5 separate regions of the Homo sapiens genome follow, and regions 2, 3, 4 and 5 are each linked to region 1. A link is a contact called in ENCODE Hi-C or POLR2A ChIA-PET data. All regions are on one chromosome and are shown on one strand. The core of a region is the stretch at or near the end of the contact, and the rest is flanking DNA. Distances in the headings are between cores, read along the strand shown.

Region 1 (2,590 bases), core at 34-2,533:
AAATTTAAGATGAAACTAATTTTTAAAGTTGCATTACACAAGTAAAACTCATCTCAGAGATTATTACTATGATTGGGAACCAAGTTGACAGATTTGGGAGGTCTTCACTGTGAAGCTTTATGGAAATATCTAAGTCAAAAAAACTAGTAGGGAGCTAAGCATTATAAAAAAAAAACTACACGGCTGTCTCTAGGAGGGGGAACTGGAGCAGGGACACGAGGCAAGGAGCAGCGGCTTTGCATCATAACCTCATCTGTGCATGTACTACGTCGACATTACACAGGGCAAATATGGAAGAAAAGTAATACAGTCAGCTGACAACGTGCCCCCCAAAAGCCTGTTATATATACACGATTCCAGCCGGGCGCGGTGGCTCAGGCCTGTAATCTCAGCACTTTGGGAGGCCGAGGCGAGCAGATCGCTTGAGTCCACAAATTCGAGACCAGCCTGGGCAGCATGTCAAAACCCCATCTCTGCAAAACACACAAAAATTAGCCGGGTGGGCCGGGTACGGTGGTTCACCCTTGCAATCTCAGCACTTTGAGAGGCCCAGGCGGGCAAATCACCTGAGGTCAGGAGTTTGAGACCAGCCTGTCCAACATGGTGAAACCCCCGTCTCTGCTAAAAATACAAAAATTAGCCGGGCGTGGTGGTGCATGCCTGTAATCCCAGCTACTGGGGAGGCTGAGGCAGGAGAATTGCTTGAACCTGCGAGGTGGAGGTTGCAATGAACCTAGATAGCGCCACTGCACTTCAGCCTGGGCAACAGAGTGAGACTCCGTCCCAAAAAAGAAAAAAATTAGCCGGGCGTGGTGGCGCGCGCGGGAGCCTGAGGTGGGAGGATCGTCTGAGCCCGGGAGTTTGAGGCTGTGGTGAGCAGTGATCGCTTCACTGCACTTCAGCTTGGGTGACAGAGCGAGACCCTGACTCAAAAAATAAACAAACATAAAAAAACGCTTCCAATGTTTTGTTCCCTTACATCAGAATCCACTTGGACAATATTTAAAGGGGCTAAGGTCATATAAGGCTCATCTGGCGACTGAAAAGTCTTCAAAGAGGTTGACGCGTCCGAGGTGAGTCTGAAGTTTGGAGGACAGCACGGGACCGCGATTCCAAGGCGCCCAGGTTGAGAGCGCAGGCCGCCCGCCAACCTCCACCCTCGCTCCAGGCCCAGCCGACACAAAGCCTCGCGGGAGGTGGAGCCTCGTGACGTCACAGAGACGCCCGCCCCCTTTACGTCGTGCTCTGAGGAGGCCAGGAGATTTCTGGCGGCGCCGGCGCCATTTTGCTGGAGCCTGCGACCGAGTGGGAGTGGAGTGGAGCGGCTGTGGTTGCCGACTCTTTCCTCTTCCCCACGGTCCAGTCAGCGGGTTAATTAGGCCATCGGCCCTCGAGCCGAGACTTGTCTCTTATTTAGTTCTGGGGAGCGCCTCGTCGACATGAGTGATGTGGAGGAAAACAACTTCGAGGGCAGAGTGAGTACAAAGCCGCGGGAGCCGTCTAGGCGGCGGCCCAATGCTCGGGGTTTCACGGGAACAAGCGCGGTCGGGCGGGGTTGCGGGTAGTCCCGCGAGGAGCAACCTCTGGAGCCATCGCGATTGATTCCTCCCATCCCAAGATGGCTTCTGGGTTCCACTCCTTCCCCAAACACCACGGATAACACCCCTCCCCCTTTTTTGGAGGCTGACTGATACCTGGACTTCTGGGTCCTCTTCCCTCCCCGCCCCCGCATTGCTTCCTCCCTTCTCCCCACCCCTGAGGCTTCCTTATGTCTGCTCCGAGGTGTGGGTCCCCGTCGCGGTTGGGCGGGAGGAGGCGGCAGGGAGCTCCCCTCCGTCCGGATAGTGGTAGGTGCTTCCTGCGGTGGCATTTCTGGCGACCCCGAGCATCGTAGAGGGTCTCGGGATCGAAAGTGCGCGGGGCTGCTTTCCGGGCGGGGAGAAGCTGGCGTGGGACTAGCTGGGGCCTGTGTCTCCTTGGCTCTCTATTTCAGTGAGCGGCCGCGTCTCTGTTGGAACCGGCGGCGTTGCGTCTAAAAAGGCGAAAGCCTTGAGGTTGAAGGTGGGACGAGCCTAATGAAGTGGTTAGTCAACGACCGCACCGACCCTTAAGCGTTCTTAAGACGAGAGCTGTGAGGGGAAACTACGCAAGGAGCCCTTTTCCCTTAATGTCCCTTCGACTTTCCTTTCACTTCGAAATGAATGTGGAAATGCTGTCACGCCTTATTTTTCTAATTCCTCGATGTTGGGTTTTTTCTCTTCTTTATATCTCAACTTTTAATGCTCTTCTTCCTATGACCTTTCATCTAAAAACTGACCACTCCTTTACAGGTTTTTACGGTAAAAAAAAAAAAATCTGTCTTTCTTTAATCTTACATAGCTGAACGAATTCATTGGCTCAGTATTTTTAAGATAACTAGTCAGTATATACTGTTCTGTAACTTAAAAGATGACCTGAAAATTAACAGGCCCTCTCCCATTTCTCTTCTCACTCTATCCCCCACCGAAGAGGGCTCAGAAAAAAGTTTTTATTAATATATTTGGGGTCGGAGAAATACAAACATCACAAAGAATACGATATCCCCAGCTTA
Region 2 (2,590 bases), core at 34-2,533, 860 kb after region 1:
ATGTAGTTATAATAATGTGAACACTAAATACTGATCTAACCCAAATCAGTACATAAACTATGTTGGAATAATAAGAACATGGAGAGGGTGTGTGTATTGTGTATGCGGAATGAAATAATGAAATCTTCATCCAACATTGTGGGTGGTTAGTGGAGAATACCTAACACGGAAAAATAAAGAAATAGCAATACAAGCATGTTATTTAGAAATACAGAGGTAAATCTTTCTAAAAGAATTACCAAAGAAAATTGAAAGTGGGTGCCTCTAGGGAAGGACTTCTGCTTTTCTTAATGAATCTTACAGATTTGACTCAACTATGTGCACAGGTAACTCTGATTAAAAAAGAAAAGAGTGTGCCATCTCTGGTGTATTCTTTGTCCCTGGGATGTTTGAGAAGACCTTTTAGGAGTGTGCTATAAAGGTGATCCAAGCATCCTGAGGGTGACTGGATGAAATTCCTTAGTTTCTTCCGAGCCTGGAGGTTGATGGGCTTATGATTTTCAGTAATGAAACTATTTCCAAAGCACTTGATGTCCTATGGAACTGTGGAAAATTTCTTCCTTAAACTGAAATATAGCCCCAACTAATCTCTACTGTTGATTCTGGTTTTACTACTTGGGTCATAAAAAACAAATCCAATCCCTGTTCTTTATCAGCCCTCTTCAAGCATGATTAGACTGTTTTCATCTAAAAACCATTCCTCACACCCACTGTTATGGTTTTTGATCTCCTCACATCCTGTTCAACTTCCTGTGATTACATTCCACTTCTGAAGTGTGTGTGTGTGTGTGTGTGTGTGTGTGTGTTCAAAACAGAACATAATATTCCAGTTGTGGCGTGACCACAGGACACCTCCTTCTTGATTATAAAGCTCATCAGTCAAGAGTAGAGACTTCAGAGTCAGCCAGCCTGGGTTTAGGCCTAGCTGTTTTTTGTTTGTTTTTGGTTTTTTTGGTGAGACAGAGTCTCGCTCTGTTGCCCAGGCTGGAGTGTTAGTGGCGTGTTCTCGGCTCACTGCAACCTCCACCTCCTGGGTTCAAGCAATTCTCCTGCCTCAGCCTCCTGAGTAGCTGGGATTACAGGCACCTACCACCACGCCCGGCTAATTTAGTAGAGATGAGGCATCACCATATTGCCCAGGCTGGTCTCAAACTCCTGAGCTCAGGCAATCCACCCACCTCGGCCTCCCAAAGTGCTGGGATTACAAGCATGAGCCACCGCACCTGGCCTAGACCCAGCTTTGATACTTCCTGGCTGTGTGACTTGGAATGAGTTATACAACCTCATTGTCCTTCAGTTTCTTTGTTGATAAAACAGGAACAATGTCAGTATCTTCCTCGTGAGATTGTTTTGAGGATTTAGCAATATGATAAATGCCCAGCACTTAGAACAGAGGATGTCAAATAGTAGATGTTTAAAGAGTGTTAGCTATTAATTTTTTTCCTAGAATTTTCTATCAGTGTAGCTCAAGAAACCTATGAATATTTTTGACTGCTTGTTTCAATTAATCAATAAAGCAATCAATTAAACAGCAAACATTTGTTGAGTGCCTCTCTGTGCCAGATGCTGAGAAGAAGGGGAATAAGACCCCTTATCTGGAGGAGTTGATAAGTTGAGTTAGTTAAGAACTAACATCCTTTATATTTGTTTTATTGTCTCTTTTTGAAAAAAAAAAAACATTTTAATCAAAGGTATACATGCACATCATTTAAAAAGGCATGGTGCTTCATGTCTGTTATTCCAGTGACTCTGGAGGCTAAGGTGGGAGGATTGCTTGAGGCCAGGAGTTTGTGACCAACCTGGGCAACATAGTGAGATCTCATCCCTAAAAATAAAAAATATATTAGCTGGGCTTGGTGGCTCATGCCTGCAGTCCTAGCTACTTGGGAGGCTGAGGCAAAAGGATTGCTTGAGCCGAGGAGTTCAAGGCTGCAGTGAGCTGTGATCACTCCACTGTACTTCAGCCTGGGCAACACAGTGAGACTTTGTCTCTAAAAGAATTTTTTTTTTTTAATTTTAGTTTTTGAAAAAGTTAAGCCAGGCATAGTGGCTCATGCCTGTAACCCCAACACTTCGGGAGGCTGAGGCAGGAGACTTGTTTGAGCCCAGGAGTTTGAGACCAGCCTGGGCAAGATGGCAAGACCCTGTTTCTATAAAAATAATAAATAAATAAATAAAAATAAAAGTATTGTTAAATAGTATTAAAGAAATTACAATGGTTCCCTGTATCACTCTTCACACTCTTTCGTTGCTTCTTCCTAGAGGCAACTACTTTTGATTCTTTTAGCCATTTCTTCTTGCATATACATCTCAGTACTTCTAAATGATATGCCTAGATATACTGTTTGCAATGGTGACTTTTAGACATAATCATCTGTTATGATAGATGAACATCCAACTCTTATACTATCCTTCCTTATTGTTCCCATGCCCCACCCTCCCAAGATAATACAATTTTTGATTAAACTTCTGTATTTACCTAACTTTTTATGCAAATACAATTTCCAGTTGAGCACTGTGAACTATGGTTGCCTTTTCTAGTTTTTCCTGAAATTGTTGCCTTTTTTCCTATTTGCCTAATTTTCTTTGT
Region 3 (2,590 bases), core at 57-2,556, 800 kb after region 1:
ATTCTTTACATTTACCCACTTTTTGTTGCTGCCTGGATCTATATGTATACAGGCACTGCATGCAAGAGGGAGAAGTTTTGCCTAAGGAATAGTGAAAAGTGAGTGCGACAAGTTGGTACCTCATTGAATCCAGATTGGAAGCATCCATCTTTTTCAGCCATCTTTGGAAGGTTCAGGTTGTTTTCTGCCAGTGCCTCTTTGCTGCTTTCACACATGTTACTCTTGTTACATGTCTGGGAAAGAATACCAGAATTGTTATCACCTAAGTGTCCCTAAAACAAACACCACTAGAGGGCCTTTTCATTGTTCAACCACAGCCAGGAAAGTCTCTAAGAAAAATGAAGCTACAACTCATTGGCATCCTGGCAAGCAAATTCCAGTGGAGTGGGGGCACACTTGGGTTCAGTTCCAAGCTCACCTGTGACTTTAGGTGTGTTACTTAATCCTGAGTCTCAGTTTCCTTATCTCCAAAAACCTTCCTTGCAAATTTGTTTTGAAGATTAGACACAATATTTATTTAAAGTGCCTGGCACACAGTAGATACTTAATAACAGCAATTTTGACAATAATTAGGAGAATATAATTCAAGCCATAGAATGTTCCAGCAGGAAGGATCTATGAGATCACCTAGTCCACGCCCAATTTTACTGATGGAGTCCAGAGGTGGTAGGGAATTTACCCAAGATCACAAGGCTGGTTTGGCAGAACCAGAATTCGAGTGTGGGCTCCCAATCTCCCCTCCTGTGTTCTTTTCTTTCTACCAAACAGGACCAAAATACCTTGCATTGAAAGTGGGGAGATGCTTTAACCTATTTATGATTTGCCACTTTGGTGGGCTCTGAGGTATGAATCTTAGCTGGAATGGCTTTGAGGAATCCTAGCCATTGAGTTTACATAACCAAAAAGTACTGCAACTGCTCTGAGAAGCTGAACATGCCTTTCAGGTGGCACTTTTCTAGTCCTTCCAAAGCCCGGGGGACAAAAAGGAGCTTCACAGACCTAATTTTTTGGAAAGGGAAAAGGAAGCCCTGAGAAGCAATAACCCTCAGCTCATGCCAAAGGTGGGCATGGATTTCAGACCCATTCTGCATTTTCCAGAAAGGAAAGGAACTTCCTGACACCAGCAAAGGATAAATACAGAAGTCAGTCTAGTCGGCCCCGTTGGCCTCAAATCTACAGTGCTCTAGAACCCAGCAAAGACCTCCTAATGCAGGCAGCCCCCGGCCACACGCAGGGGCAAGGGGAACGCATGCGCACCGGGCCCTTCAACCCCATCGCCAAGCCTACCCACCTCCTTTCTCAGGGCTGAGATGCCGTCGAGGATGTACCGAATTTGTTTGTCAATTCGTTCTGAAGAGGTGAGTGGCTGTCTGTGTGGGGCGGCTACATCTTTGGAATCTTCTCCTGGGGGTACTGGGGCAGGGAAGGCAGCAGGCAACACCAGGAGCAGCCCCAGGGAGAAGGCAACTGGACCGAAGGCGCCTGTGCCGGAGGGGAGCGAGCGCAGGGGTGAGCTGACAGCACAGCTGGGAGCCTGCCTCTGCTGCTGGCCGCCCGCCAGCCCTCCCTGGGCCACACACCCCTCCCTCACACAGGGCTCGACCGCCGCTGGCAGTTCCAGGGCTAAGGATTTCCTGCACTTACTTGTGGAGAAGGAGTTCATAGCTGGGCTCCTGGAGGGGAGATAGAGCTTCTCTTTCGTTCCCGGTGGGCTCGAGGGCAGAATGAGCCTCAGACATCTCCAGTCCTATATTTATTGGGGGTTGAGACTCTAATATTGAGACTCATGGGAAAATCCCACATTTGATAAATCTTTGTTGGAGGGTGAGGGTGGGGCCAGAGCGGGTGGGGCTGATTGGAAACCTTATTAAGATTGTGCAATGTGACGTCCTTTAGCATGGCAAGACACAACTAGGGGGAAAAGTGCAGCTTAGGTCGTCATTGAGGCTAGCGCTAAGAAGCAGAACCACTCTTCCTTTACTTTCTTTTTTTCTTTTATTAGTGACTCAGCACTTTGGCATGTCTTGACAAAGAGTAAAGCTGAAGTCATGCACGAAGTTTTACAAAGAGAAAAAAAATAAGCTAAAGCTATGTTTTTTGAAAAAAAAAAAATTTTTTTTCAGTGACCAGATTAACAGGCTAGAATTTAGCGTTCCAGTTAATTTGTATTTGTAAAAACCAAAGATGTTCTGAACTGAGTTTCCTCTGACTCCATCGCAGCCCCCCAAGCCTGGGATTATGAAGAAGGTAATACTACCAGTCATCTGAGTTCTTCTGTGTTCTGGCTCTCCCTGTGAGCGGCTGTTGTAGAACTGCCTGGCCATCCTCAAATTTCGTGCAGTTACTTCAAGGCGTCTCCAGGTGGAGTGTGTGACTCCTTTTTGCCACCGCGTGGCTTCTGCCACTTTCTTCACCTGCTTCAGCCCACTTAGAGGAGGTTGGCTGCTGCCCTGCCCTCTCCCAAGTGACCCCTTGGGAATCCTCCCAGTGAGGACTTTGCTCTCTGTGCCAGAGGTTTGCCTTGTGCTGCCAGTGCTCTCCCCATTGCCACTGAGTCTCTTCACCACTGTTTCACTGGGGCACCTGCATG
Region 4 (2,590 bases), core at 64-2,563, 680 kb after region 1:
AACCTAGGCTGCAAATGTACAAGCTTTCCTCATTAAAGAATGGTAAAATGGGTCCCATTTGGTTTCATCAAAAAGGCAGCAAATCTTTCACAACTGAGGAAAACAGGTGAACCACGAGCTTCACATTCCAACAGAACTGTGGTACCTATGCTAGCCACAAAGATTATTTGTTGACTCAAATGTAAATTTAGATCTTTATCAATTTTACTAAATTCGCAAAGTATCCCTTTATATAGCATTTTGTACCAGTAATGAACAATTAGTATGCTCAGCGATGCTCAGGAGAGCCGCTCCAAAAACTTACATTATTCCCCAGACAAACGTTCTCTAGGGGCAGCCTTGCGTATTTCTACACCTTAGTAGACCTAAGTTAGGCGTTCAACACCTTGTCCTGGTCCAAGCCAGAAAGAACCCAGTAGTTCAGACTTTTCCCAGGTCAGAAAACCACGAAGGGCCTCCTCACACCCTGATTAAACGTTGGAAGCGGGCCCTGTGCTGTAATAACGCTCTGGCCACTCCCAAAAAAGCGAATCTTCGGGAGGAAAGCAGGCTCCCTTATTAGGGCTCACAGCACTCCGCTCAACTTACTGTAGGCGTCGGCTCCAGCAAGACTCGTCCCTCCAAGCCTTTAAATTATCTGACTGCGGGCCAGTAGCAAATGAACGGCACTGGTGGCGGTGGGGGATGGCTGCGCGAGTGAAATGACCTCCGTGTGTTTGCTAACCCCGCTATTATACTGCCCCGCTTAGAAACTTAAAGCGCTTCAGACATCAGATCTCACTCGCTTCCCAAATAGGCTTCCGTCCGCGCGGTCACAGCCCCTGGGCAGGCAGGAGCCCCGAGTGCACCAAGAACCCAGAGACCGTCCGGGGCTCGGCGCCTCCGCCTGCGGTTGGAATTTGATCCTCAAAATGCAATCATTTAATTGAAAAAGGACTAAAAGCTGCCTGTAGGCCGAATGCGTGGACGGCAGGGACTCAGGCACGGGAGGTGACGGGCGCCTGGCGGCTTCTGCTGAGTGGGGGTGGGATCCTCGAGGAAAGGGGGCGGCCCCTTCAAGCGCACAAGGACACGGGCCGTCCTAACCCGGGACGAAGGGCCCAAGCGCCACGAGGACGCCCCCACCCCCGAGGGGCCCTAACGGAGGCTTCCCCGCGGCGCCGAGCCGAGGCCTCGGCGTGGGGGCAGCGAGAGGCGCGCCTAGGAAGCGCACGGGGTAGCCCCGGAGCCACGTGGTCGGCTCCTGCGTCCAGAAGGTCCGAGCCCACTTACCCAGTCACGCGCCGCGGCCGAAAAGGGAGGGCACTGCGGAGATCAAGTTTAAAAGGGGCCTGGGCGGGGCGGCACCAACCAAAAAGTTGCCGGAAGGCCCCTCCGGGTCCAGCACCCGCCCCGCCCGCGGGGCCCGGAGGCCCTCGCGCGCCCCCTGTCGGCGGCCCGGGCCTTCCCCGCCTTGGGCCCCCCCCCCCACCCCACACGGCCCCGGCTCCCACTTGGCCCCGGCTCCCACTTTGCCCCGGCCTCCGAGTCTGGGGAGTCTGCCCCAAACTCTCGCTGGCTGTGATGTCTCTTTACCTCGTTGAAGGTCAGAGGAAGCTCCTGCCACTCAAATAATGTTAGGTGTCTCTGGTACCCACTCCCCTCCCTTGCCTGGTGTTTCTTAAAGTCTTCAGCCACGCCCCTGGGTGCTTCTTTCAAGACTCGTCTAATTACGTAGCAGAAGACTGGCTCCCGTTAAAGGATGTGAACATTAGCGGAGGTCGGGGGTGCAAACTCATCGAAGAGGGGTTGAAGCACGGGGAGGACTCCTGGTGCCTGGAGTGCTGCATGCTTAGAATGATGGCCACGGCCCGCAAATATCTTGCCCCCAAAGCACGTCTGTGTCATTGGACTGTGAGGAGGAAGGGGAGAAGGTATTCTGACTGCAGTAAAATAAGCAGGTCTGTTGGCTGGATGCCTAAGCAGCACTACATATAGAACATGAGTGTTAAGGACTGAATTTGTCCCCACTCCCAAAGACATTGAAGACCTAACCTCCAGCACCTGTGAATGCGACCTAACTTGGAAAAACTGCGTCTTTACAGATGTGGTCAAGACGAGATCATTGGGGTGGACCCTCCTAATTCAACATGACTGATGTCCTTATCACACGGTGTCAAAATGCCACTTGAAGACAGAGACACACGAAAATGTGGCGGGACAGGGGCAGATCAGAGTGATGCAGCTGTAAGCCCAGGAATGCGGTGGATTGCCGGCCACCACCGGAGAAAGGCTAGGAAGAGGCAAGGAAGGACCCTCCCCTGCAGATTTCAGAGGGAGCTTGGTGTTTGGTTCTGCTGACACTTTGATTTTGGACTTCTAGTCACAAGAAATGTGAGACAAAACATTTCTGTTAAGTCACCGAGTGCTTTGTTAAGGCATCCCTAGGGAATTAATACAAGGACTGTGGGGACTTTCCCTCTGCCGTTCTGTGTAAAATCTGGCCATAAAGACATTATTTGACTTCCCTTGTTTGACTGTAGGTCATAAGACCCCCATTCCAGAGGGAGTCCTGTCCCATACCCAGAAGGAAAGAGTGCATGCTCAGAGA
Region 5 (2,590 bases), core at 49-2,548, 660 kb after region 1:
TTTTAAACTACACTTATTTGGATGTACTCTGGTTCAAATAACAGCACCTAAAATAAGACAGCTATGTGGATAAAAGCCAAGTAACATGGTATCGTCCATCTCCGGGTGAAGAATAGAAAGTCTTCCTATTCTTTGTTAATTAAATTTTTTTTTTAAAAAAAGATAAAGCACAGAATTTATTACAATTAAAAAATCTTGTAAATATATCCTTCGATGATGGTGGAATAGTTAAGATAATAAGCTTCATAGTCACACTGCTTGGGTTTGAATCTCAGCTCAGCCATGTGCCCTCTCTGTGACTTTGAACAAATAAAATCACCTATCTGTGCCTCAGTTTCCTAACTTGTGAAAGGGAAACACTATTGACCTGTAAGAGTTGTTGTGAGGATTGAAATGAATAGATGTAGAAAGCTTAAAACTATCGCCTGGCACAGAGTAAGTGTTCAACTAATTCTGTCCTCTACCCTCCTCTTGTCACCTTTCTCCCCGACAAACATGTTGGTTATAATAATGGCTGTTAGTACTATTATAGTTGTTAAGATAATGGGTTGTGTTGGGAAAGAGTGCTGAGATGGGAGTTAAAATAATTAGCTACAAGTAACACAGTCTGTCTGTTTCTCAGTTTATTTATGTTAATTGTCCATGTTCCAATAGAATTGATCTTGAAGGTCTTTTCCTGGTTGCAAATCCTATGGCTAATCTATAGTTAAACCCAAAGGGATCTTTCCTGTTTTCACCATAACTGCATGGCTAGCAAATCTAGCAAATGCATGATGTTAAATTCACCAGAAGGAAGGACTCACCCATTAAGTTGCAATGTTTCCTTCCTCTCACTTACAGGGATGAATACCAACAGTCCGGCAGGAGGACCAGATCATCAATATATTTGCTCCCCTGTCTGTGGGTCAAGTGATGACATGGGCATCTCACGTGATCAGTTGTTGTTTCATTCTTGGATGGAACTTTGTTTCACTTCTTGTAGTTTCTATTTCTGTCCAGGGTTTATCAGCTAGTTCGCCAATTGGCTATACGACCCCAGCAATACACAGTAGGGCACCTCCTAGAAAGGCAACAGGAGGCTGTGAACATTGAAAGTTATGCAAACTCAGAGGGAGTTCCTGTTCTTTTCTTCTCCTTTATGTCAGTGTTTCTTTCCAGAACTCTTCTTTCCAGAACTCTTGAAAGTTCTGATCATAATCTGATCACAATCTCAACATTTTATCTGCAAATGTGCCTAGAAACAGTGACAAATGAGAGGGCTCCAGCTGTGCCATTGGTCATGCAGTTCATATGGCTGATCTTATTGGTGGGGGCAGGCAGGGCTGCCTTATACACAGGTTGTGCACTGCATAACTCTGGGGACTCCATTCAGAGAGACTAACACCCCCATGGGACTGTGCAGTATACAACGTGCACAACCTATCCCACGGTCCTGGGGGGCGATTACTCCTCCAATCTCACTTACGAACATCCTCCCCAGAGATACTAGAGAGGCAAGTGTGTCACAGTATGAGCTGCTCTTTGGTCAAGACAATATGATGAATTGGTCATTTCTGTTATCAACAGTATTTTTTTTAAATCAGAAATTCCCAAGCAGTATAGTGGGAATAAAGGGAAGGGGGCCTTGCCAGTAGATATGACCTCATTCTCCCAAAGAAAGAGCCAACACTGCATACTGACTATATTGCCCATCTGCCTGGTACAGCACAGTCCAGGAATTGCTTCTGCTCTGTTTCTTTTTCTGTACTTCTTATAATTAATTCTCTTTTCTCTCAAGTTATTTTGCAATTAAAGTCCACCAGATCTCACTGCATAAATAAAATATATGTATTTGGAGAGATAGATAAGTAGAGATACATATTTAGATGAGGGATGAATAGATAGATATGCAAGCAGATAGATGGATAGATAGAGTAAACTATATCCTTCCCCTCTGTGGCTATTACCTGTGTGACCATGCAAGGTTAGTTTATTCACATTCTGTCTCACTATCTGTAAATTAAGGACAACAAAAGAAGTGATATCATAGGGATGTTGTGACAATTAAATAAGATAGTTTATGTAAAGCCCTATTTTACTCCCTGGCATATAGTAAAACTTAAGTCAACATTAGCTATTTTGTTCATTGTTGTCATTGTGACCTTTTTAAAAACTGTTCTGGCAATACATTCATTTCTGCAATTAAGAGCCTAATCCTTCCCACACTTCTTGGTCTACAATGGATCTGGCCCACCTGCCCCTTTGTCCTCCCTCCACAGTCCTATTTGGTTCCTCTAGTCCTTTGCAGGATTTGTCTTAATTTGCACTAAATACCCCTCACAATGGTGTGTGTATATATTTTATTTTATTTATTTATTTTGACACAGAGTCTCACTCTGTCACCCAGGCTGGAGTGCAGTGGCATGATCTCGGCTCACTGCAACCTCCGCCTCCTGGGTTCAAGCGATTCTCCTGCCTCAGCCTCCCGAGTAGCTGGGATTACAGGCACATGCCACCACGCCGGGCTAATTTTTGTATTTTTAGTAGAGACAGGGTTTCACCATGTTGGTCAGGCTGGTCTCGAACTCCTGACCTTGTGATCCACCCACCT

Evidence for each region. Hi-C counts contacts between places; a loop is a spot of excess contacts on that map. ChIA-PET counts read pairs that join two places held with the same protein, here RNA polymerase II (POLR2A). Pooled maps may share reads with other maps.
Region 2: a loop to region 1 is called in a map with no recorded cell type, with 4 times the contacts of the local background. The contact joins the enhancer-like site here to the promoter of TRA2A in region 1. A Hi-C loop is called at or near these places in 1 of 37 single-sample maps with no recorded cell type and 4 of 50 pooled maps. POLR2A ChIA-PET finds 5 or more read pairs at or near these places in 1 of 52 experiments (OCI-LY7).
Region 3: a map of psoas muscle shows a loop between it and region 1 (9-fold over the local background). The contact joins the promoter of IL6-AS1 here to the promoter of TRA2A in region 1. A Hi-C loop is called at or near these places in 1 of 168 maps with a recorded cell type or tissue (psoas muscle) and 1 of 50 pooled maps. POLR2A ChIA-PET finds 5 or more read pairs at or near these places in 1 of 52 experiments (Panc1).
Region 4: a loop to region 1 is called in a map of PC-9, with 5 times the contacts of the local background. The contact joins the promoter of SNHG26 here to the promoter of TRA2A in region 1. A Hi-C loop is called at or near these places in 1 of 168 maps with a recorded cell type or tissue (PC-9), 1 of 37 single-sample maps with no recorded cell type and 16 of 50 pooled maps. POLR2A ChIA-PET finds 5 or more read pairs at or near these places in 3 of 52 experiments (GM10248, activated B cell and endothelial cell of umbilical vein).
Region 5: a loop to region 1 is called in a pooled map, with 3 times the contacts of the local background. The contact joins the enhancer-like site here to the promoter of TRA2A in region 1. A Hi-C loop is called at or near these places in 1 of 37 single-sample maps with no recorded cell type and 4 of 50 pooled maps. POLR2A ChIA-PET finds 5 or more read pairs at or near these places in 2 of 52 experiments (B cell and activated CD4-positive, alpha-beta T cell).

What each region holds. Positions count from the first base shown.
Region 1 is chr7:23,530,674-23,533,263 of GRCh38, reverse strand. It overlaps TRA2A (transformer 2 alpha homolog), which reads left to right and starts at 1,283. Exons shown (of 8, transcript NM_013293.5): 1 at 1,283-1,475. The coding sequence starts at 1,440. RefSeq lists enhancers at 45-544, 904-1,023, 545-1,046, 1,194-1,413, 1,424-1,473 and 3 more.
Region 2 is chr7:22,674,309-22,676,898 of GRCh38, reverse strand. No RefSeq gene overlaps it. Among named protein-coding and RNA genes, the nearest start is that of IL6, 52 kb to the left of the region's middle. Within about 2 kb of position 1,283, at least 3 of the 41 ENCODE cell types and tissues checked have a DNase peak (open chromatin) inside an H3K27ac peak, as active enhancers do.
Region 3 is chr7:22,726,336-22,728,925 of GRCh38, reverse strand. IL6-AS1 (IL6 antisense RNA 1) reads left to right here and starts at 1,306. Exons shown (of 2, transcript NR_131935.1): 1 at 1,306-1,358; 2 at 2,221-2,590. It overlaps IL6 (interleukin 6), which reads right to left and starts at 1,726. Exons shown (of 5, transcript NM_000600.5): 1 at 1,645-1,726; 2 at 1,292-1,482; 3 at 120-233. The coding sequence starts at 1,663. RefSeq lists an enhancer at 1,077-2,276 and a silencer at 2,262-2,311.
Region 4 is chr7:22,852,963-22,855,552 of GRCh38, reverse strand. SNHG26 (small nucleolar RNA host gene 26) reads right to left here and starts at 1,313. Exons shown (of 5, transcript NR_146320.1): 1 at 1,273-1,313. RefSeq lists enhancers at 309-538, 330-941 and a silencer at 1,039-1,498.
Region 5 is chr7:22,870,964-22,873,553 of GRCh38, reverse strand. No RefSeq gene overlaps it. Among named protein-coding and RNA genes, the nearest start is that of SNORD93, 16 kb to the right of the region's middle. RefSeq lists an enhancer at 816-925. Within about 2 kb of position 1,298, at least 3 of the 41 ENCODE cell types and tissues checked have a DNase peak (open chromatin) inside an H3K27ac peak, as active enhancers do; they include B cell, where a contact is called at or near this core.